Regions from separate parts of the Homo sapiens genome. Here region 2 is linked to region 1. Evidence: chromatin contacts called from ENCODE Hi-C data. All regions are on one chromosome and are shown on one strand. The core of a region is the stretch at or near the end of the contact, and the rest is flanking DNA. Distances in the headings are between cores, read along the strand shown. Region 1 holds the start of CLK3-AS1 (CLK3 antisense RNA 1). Region 2 holds the start of CD276 (CD276 molecule).

Evidence for each region. A loop is a pair of places that touch in the nucleus more often than their neighbours do. Pooled maps may share reads with other maps.
Region 2: a map of gastrocnemius medialis shows a loop between it and region 1 (5-fold over the local background). The contact joins the promoter of CD276 here to the promoter of CLK3-AS1 in region 1. A Hi-C loop is called at or near these places in 1 of 168 maps with a recorded cell type or tissue (gastrocnemius medialis) and 1 of 50 pooled maps.

Annotation. Positions count from the first base shown.
Region 1 is chr15:74,613,948-74,617,360 of GRCh38, forward strand. It overlaps CLK3-AS1 (CLK3 antisense RNA 1), which reads right to left and starts at 1,845. Exons shown (of 9, transcript XR_007064715.1): 1 at 1-1,845. It overlaps CLK3 (CDC like kinase 3), which reads left to right and starts at 1,889. Exons shown (of 13, transcript NM_001130028.2): 1 at 1,889-1,951. RefSeq lists silencers at 664-983, 1,404-1,943 and enhancers at 2,032-2,643, 2,644-3,254.
Region 2 is chr15:73,682,557-73,685,969 of GRCh38, forward strand. It overlaps CD276 (CD276 molecule), which reads left to right and starts at 1,827. Exons shown (of 10, transcript NM_001024736.2): 1 at 1,827-1,904. RefSeq lists enhancers at 716-1,224, 2,242-2,748 and silencers at 1,608-1,657, 1,778-1,907, 1,918-2,047, 2,208-2,257.

The DNA.
Region 1 (3,413 bases), core at 595-3,094:
GAGATAGGACCTTAGGGGGCAGGACCTCAGCAGCCAATCTGGGTCACCCACTGTACACTGAAGCGGCTCCTAACTTTCTTTTTTGAGACGGAGTTTTGCTCTCTTGCGCAGGCTGCAGTGAAGTGGCGCGATCTCGGCTCACTGCAATCTCTGCCTCCCGGGTTTAAGTGATTCTCCCACCTCAGCCTCCCGAGCATCTGGGACTACAGGCGCGTGCCACCACGTCTAGCTAATTTTTGTATTTTTAGTAGAGACGGGGTTTCGCCATGTTGGCCAGACTGGTCTCGAATTCCTGACCTCAGGTGATCATCCACCTCAGCCTCCCAAAGTACTGGGATTAGAGGGGTGAACCACCGCGCTTGGCCGATTTTTTGTTTATTTTTTGAGACAGGGTCTCCTTCTGTCGACCAGGCTGGAGTGCAGTGGTGTGATCATAGCTCACTGCAATCTCAACCTCCTGGGATCAAGCGATCCTCCTGCCTCAGTCCCCTGCAAGGAGCTGGAACTACAGGCATGCGCCACCCAGTCCGGCTAATTTTTGTAATTTTTTGGAAGGGGACCCAGTTTTGAATTAGCTTCTGTTGTTTACTTCGGATAGCCATGGTGGAGCTGGCAGAGATTTAGGGGATACTAAACACCCCTACAAATCACGCCTTGAAACCCCCCGTTTCAGGGAGAGCCGCTGGCGAAGGACTTGATGCGCAGCCGCAGCTCGGAAGCGGGGGGCTCCCCTGCGACACCTCCCCGCTTCAGGGGCGGGCCCAGACCCGCGGGGAGGGGCATGGGCGGGGCCGCGGCTGGCTGGCGGCCGCCGGGGCGGTGCTGGGGAAACCCTTGGCGCCCCCGCGGAGCGGTCCCAAGGAGGGGGCGGTGCCTGGAGGGATGGTCCGCCCCGACTGCGGGTTTCTAGCCCTCGCGTGGCGTGGGGACAATTAGGCGCCACGCCCTGTCGCTTCACTGCGCGACGCTCGCGAGGCCGGGGACGCCACTCCCAGACCGGGCGGGACGCGCACGCTCACAGTGAGGTCTCAAAAGATCCCCACCTCAGTTTTCTCATCTGGAAAGTGGGGCCTCGTAATCCTGTCCGACCCGGCGCGGGACAGTAGGTGTCAGGGATTTTGGTGACCCCACGCTCGAGGCCTCTGCAAAAGGGGGCTGTCCAGTGGCCCAGAGACGCAGCCGGCGGGGCTTTTGTCTAGCGGGGGAGTCTTAACTGAGAGGCCACGCAGGCCGGCAGGAAGCCGCTCCACAGGAGGGGGCTCAAGGAGAGGGGATCTCCTCCCTCCAGACTCCGGCCCCGCCAGAGTAGCTCTAGGGTATCTTCCCAGAAACTGCCCCGCACGCACTGGCGAGCTGGGAGCGCCACCACGGCTTTCAAAAAACCCGCACACACCAAGATAATAATGTGTCGTTCGCTCGTTTCGCGCAAGCGGAGTCGCGTCCGCCTTCCCGAGCTCCGGCACACAGACCTCAGGCCGCTCTCGCGCTCTCCGGGGCCCCGAGAACAATGCCCGTCCTCTCCGCGCGCAGGAGGGAGTTGGCGGACCACGCGGGGTCGGGGCGACGGAGCGGGCCCAGCCCCACGGCCAGGTCGGGGCCCCACCTCTCGGCTCTGAGAGCCCAGCCGGCCCGGGCCGCGCACCTGTCAGGTCGGGGGACCTACGTGCGCCGCGACACGGCGGGAGGCGGGCCGGGCCAGGCTCGTCCCCTCGGCCCTCCCGGAACTAGTCTCCTAGGCCGCGGCGCCCGCCGGAGCGGAGAGGGCTGGTGCCCCGGAGCCTTCGAGTCGGGGGCTAGAGCGGCCAGGCCTCCGAGCCGGGTCGAGCCGAGGCTGGCGACGGCTGCGTCACGCGAGGGGGCGGGGCTGCCACGGGCGGAGGTCGCAGCCGGAAGCGGAAGAGGCGCTCGGAGCGGGGAGTGGGGCCTAGCTGCAGCCGGAGCCTGGGAGACGGTAAGTGTGGGCTGGGGTCCGCGGCGGCGACAGCGGCGGCGGCGGCCGGGGGTGAGTCGGCGGGGCAGGCGCGCTGGTGCCATTCGGTCTCGGCCTACTCCCTTTCTTTCTCCTCTTCGGCCCATATCGGGCCGCGACCTCTCACCCCTGACCCGCTGCTTCTGCCCCGGAGGGCGGTCACTGCAGACCCTGACCTCGACCCCACGGTGTTGAAGGCGGAGCCTGAACGGCCTCTGGGGCCGCTCAAGGGTCCAGTTTGGGCTCTGTGCCTGCCCGCGGAATGGGGTCGGGGTCCGACGTAGAAGAGCCAGAGAAGCCCTTCAGACCCCTCCCCTACCCCTGGCTTCAGGCTTAGTCCGCAGATGACTCCTCCCTTGGCGGCCTGGAGTTTGATTCTGGCCCAGTCCGGCTTTCCCTCTGTCCCCGGGTCTCCCCTCGGCGCCACTGGTGGCGGTTACAGGGGATGGGACTCTGAGACCCCCTGGGACCTGGGGCGGCAGGAAGGGACGCGAACGAGGGCGCAGGCTCCCCTGTGTGTTTTGTTGTGGTGGTAGAGCCACTCCAGCCCGGAGGATGGGCTAGGCCAAGCTGACAGTTCAAATCCCCTGGCTGCTCCTCCGTCCCGCCCGGGAGTCTCTAGCTTTAGTTCCGGGTGTGGGTGCCCTGATGTGGAGCTGGGGTGGAAATTGCCTGAACCAGGCCCCCATCAGAGGCGGAGTTGGCGGCCTTCCAGCTTCCCTTCTTGATGCCCTTGAAAAGGAGGAGCGTTTCACCGTTGGTGGTGGAGGCTTGCGAGGTGGCAGGTTTGAGGTTGCAGTGGTAGGGCAGTCCAGCCAAAAATAACCATGGGTGCTGGGGTGGCTGGAATCCGGGAGGGCAGCCGCTGACCTGGCTGGCTGCACTTCTAGTCAGCCCAGTTCTCTGGCCAGGAACAGCAAATGAGAAGCCGACAAGGCCTGTGCTCAAAGTTGACATCCTTGGCTTGGTTTTCTTCATATCACCTTTTTCCTCATTGTGCAGAGCAGAGCTTCCCAAAGCATAATTGTGGCCTTTAGCTGCTTTTTAAACAAGCTGTTTGCTGAGGTTTTCGAGAATCAGAGATAATTGAGAAATGGGCCCTAGAGCCCTGGCTGGGAGGATGATATCTGCTATTTCCAATATTTTACTTGCCTAGAATGTGTTAAAGGAAGGATACTCTTCTCTGTTATTGCTTTGTGTGTGGTACCTTATAACTCTCATGCTTGTCATCTCTTTTGCCAGGCTGAGAGATGTTATCTCCATTTTCCAGGCATGCTAACCAAGGCCTAGAGTGACTTGTCTAAGGTCATGAGGCTGGTATGTGACAGCACTAGGATTTAGTTTAGTTTTCTGCCAGAGCTCTTGCCTCCCAGTTTCCTTGGAAGGGACTTATAAAATGTCTGTAAGGCATTTAACACAGCCCTGAAGTGTTACCTGGAACTTT
Region 2 (3,413 bases), core at 577-3,076, 930 kb before region 1:
CTCCTAGCTCCCTCAGCCCAAGGACACCTCTCCATGTGATGCTACTTCCCCAGGTTGCTGGGCCAACTGGAGGCTACTCATCCTGAGACCTGTAAGGCCAGACCCAGGCTGGACGAGGCTGGTCAGGGCCTGGCAGGGCAGTGGGGAGCAGCGTGGAATGGTCCAGAGTTCCTGGAGGTGGTCAGGGACAAGACAGCTGGGCCTCTCTGCTGTCATCCCTAGGAGCAGTCAGCAATTACACAGACACAGCTGCTGTGTGATTCAAAGACACATATGCACGTAGACTCAAATACAGAGTTGCTTGAATGTGTTCACAAATATACACACCCGGCCGGGCGCGGTGGCTCACGTTTGTAATCCCAGCCCTTTTGGAGGCCAAGGCGGGTGGATCACAAGGTCAAGAGATCGAGACCATCCTGGCCAAAATAGTGGTGCGCACCTGTAATCCCAGCTACTCTGGAGGCTGAGGCAGGAGAATCGCTTGAACTCAGGAGGCGGAGGTTGCAGTGAGCCGAGATTGAGCCACTGCACTCCAGAGCCAGACTCTGTCTCAAAAAAAAAAAAAAGACAAAAACCCCCCACAAATATACACACCCATGCACCACCACCCCTACCCATACACCACACGCACACTTAAATTCAGAGGGCAAATCCCGGTTCCTCCCTTCATAGCTATGTGTCCCCAAGTTACTTAATCTCTTTGTATCTTAATTTCCTTATTTCCGATCTGTAAAAATGAGAATAATGGTATTCACCTCAATGAGTTGTTGTGAAGATTAAATGAGATAAAATGGTAAAGAGCTTACAACAGTGGCAACACATGCAGAGAGACGCACATGTTTTCATACTCATTTCCCAAGCCCTGCCCAGTACTGCCACTGGCACTGGTGGTGAGCCTGGCAGCAGTACAAGGTTGGAGTCCCTTCATCCCTTTGAGCCTTGGTTTTCTCATCTGTGAAATGGGAATAATAATATCTAGCCGGCGGGGCTGTTTGGAGGAACTAAAGAGGCCCAGCATGGAAAGCTCCTAACCTAACTCTGGCCCACAAAAGTCTCCCTACGTTTTAGCTGTCACTGTCCCTGTGAGGAAGAACAGATCCAAGAACAGGTGCAGGGATGGGCTGCACCACAGCAAAATCTGGACAGGCCCGACCCCCATCTCCTCCCAGGCTGGAGCGGGGCCCTGTAAGGACAGAGCCCAAGGCCACTAGGTGTCAGGCCTGTTGGAGCCAAGTCCGGCCAGCAGTCTGGGGTGGGGCTGGGGGCAGGGCTGGTCGGATGGCCGTGGGTGGAAGGAAAAGAGGAAAACCAGCTCAGTGGAAATTGTCCTGCGGTTGGCTCAGGCGCCCACGACACTGTATTTATAGAGAGCTCCTTGCAGCTCTTAATTCCTCGCAGTCGAGTTAACCCTTTCTGGGCTGTGGTGCCAGCATGGTGTGGAGGAAGAACCCAAGACTGGGGTTGGACAGCAGGATTCCAGCCCTGTTCTGCCGCCAGTCGATGACCAGTCAGTCACCTATCCCCTCTCGCAGAAAGGAAGATTCGGCTCTTGGAAGTGTGGGAACGGGGTGGGGGATGGGCAGCGCCCTGCTCCGGGAGCCGAGGGTTTTCCCCGCCAGGGTCAGGCCTGGGGGCGGGGCGGGGCGGGGGCGGGGGCCAGGCCGTGTGCTCTGCCCAGCGGGCTGGCTCAGGCCTCGGTCAGCAGCCGCCACCGCGGGGCCAATCCGGCCTCAGGGACGCACCGGAGCCGCCTTTCCGGGCCTCAGGCGGATTCTCCGGCGCGGCCCGCCCCGCCCCTCGGACTCCCCGGGCCGCCCCCGGCCCCCATTCGGGCCGGGCCTCGCTGCGGCGGCGACTGAGCCAGGCTGGGCCGCGTCCCTGAGTCCCAGAGTCGGCGCGGCGCGGTGAGTGCTGGCGTGGCGCGGGCGGCGCGGGGTGGGGCGGCCTTTGTCTGCTGCGGGCCGGGCCTGGATCCCGCGGAGGTCCGCACGTTCCCGCTCAGGGCTGCAGGAGCTGAGCAGGGCGCCTTCCCTCCGGGCTCCTGCTCCCCTGCCCTCCCCCAGGTCCGGGCGGCCCCCCTCGCACAGGAGTCCCGGGAACCGCGGGCGCCCCTCCTGCCCTGGGCTGTGGGGCCCGCGGAGAGCTGGGGGCTCCCGGATCCTACCCCGCCCCCCTTTCCTCGGGTTGAGAGGGGCCCGGGCGCCGTCGGACCTGCAGACCCCGGAAGCTGCGGACCGGGCCGGGTGGGTGAATGCGCTTTTGCAGGCCCCGGGTCTGGAGCGGGCATGGGGGCAGATCTGTCCCGTGTTGAAGCTTAACGAAGCCACCGGCCGGCGCTGGGAGGTTAGCGGGGTCTCGGGTCCTGCAGAGGAAAACGCCCAGCTCCGGGAGGGGAGCGGCGGGGAGGGAAGGCGAGTGGTTAGGCGTGTCCACTCTGCAGGGCCCAGCAGGGCGAAGGTGTGGGCGACTGGTGCACTTCCACAGGCAGCCGTGGGCAGCATGAGGGGTCAGATTCCGGGAAGGACAGGTAGAGACGGCTGGCAGGGGCCACGGGGTGAATAGGTGTTGGGGGTGGGGAGGGAATTGGGATGGGCAGTTTGGGCTTGGGAAGCCTCAGGGAGGTGGGGGGTGAGGTGGGATGGAGAGGAGATGCGGGCGACGGTGGAGGGAGGTGGGGACCCCGAGTGGGGGCACACTAGAAGGGAGGGGATTGAATTCCAGCGCCCAGGGCCCTCCCTGCGACCGTTTAGCTAGCGAATTGGCAGGTTTGGCAGCCTAAGGCAGGGGATTTATTTCTAAGCCAAACCTGCTCTAATGAGAAAAGCGTGATAGATGACTCAGATATGGGATCTATCACTGAGGGAAAACATTAAGCAAATAGTAAAGCAAAAAAGATTTGTGTGTGTGTGTGTGTGTGTGTGTGTGTGTGTGTGTGTGTGGCGGGTGGGGGGGTGTTAGTTGTCTTAATTTAGAAAAACGATTTACCTTCAAATTGGATGTGGATAATTGTAAATGAGTCTGATCTCTTCATTAAAGCCCGGGGTCCTTTTCTTATAAGCATGTCTTCAGCAGTTAGTTTCTATATTAGAAAGTAATGAAGCTGCTTTGTCTTTAAGAGAGTTCTTTATTTAGTGCGGCCTCCTCTAGTTCCCTCTGGCCTCCCAGAAGTCCCTAGGAAATCTGATGCTGTGCAGCCTTCCTTGTAGTGTGGGGGACTGCAAATAGGTGGGACAGTTTGAGGCTGAGGGGAACTGAAGTCTAAACTTGAAGTCTAAACCTGTCCGATGGGTTGAGCTGATCTGAGTGCAGGGCAGGATGGAGGGCTATGGGGCTGTAGGGTATGAAGTGGCTCATTTCAAGGGAGTATTTTGGGTGAGTACATTTTCCTGATATCTGGAGTTCTTGAGATTAAG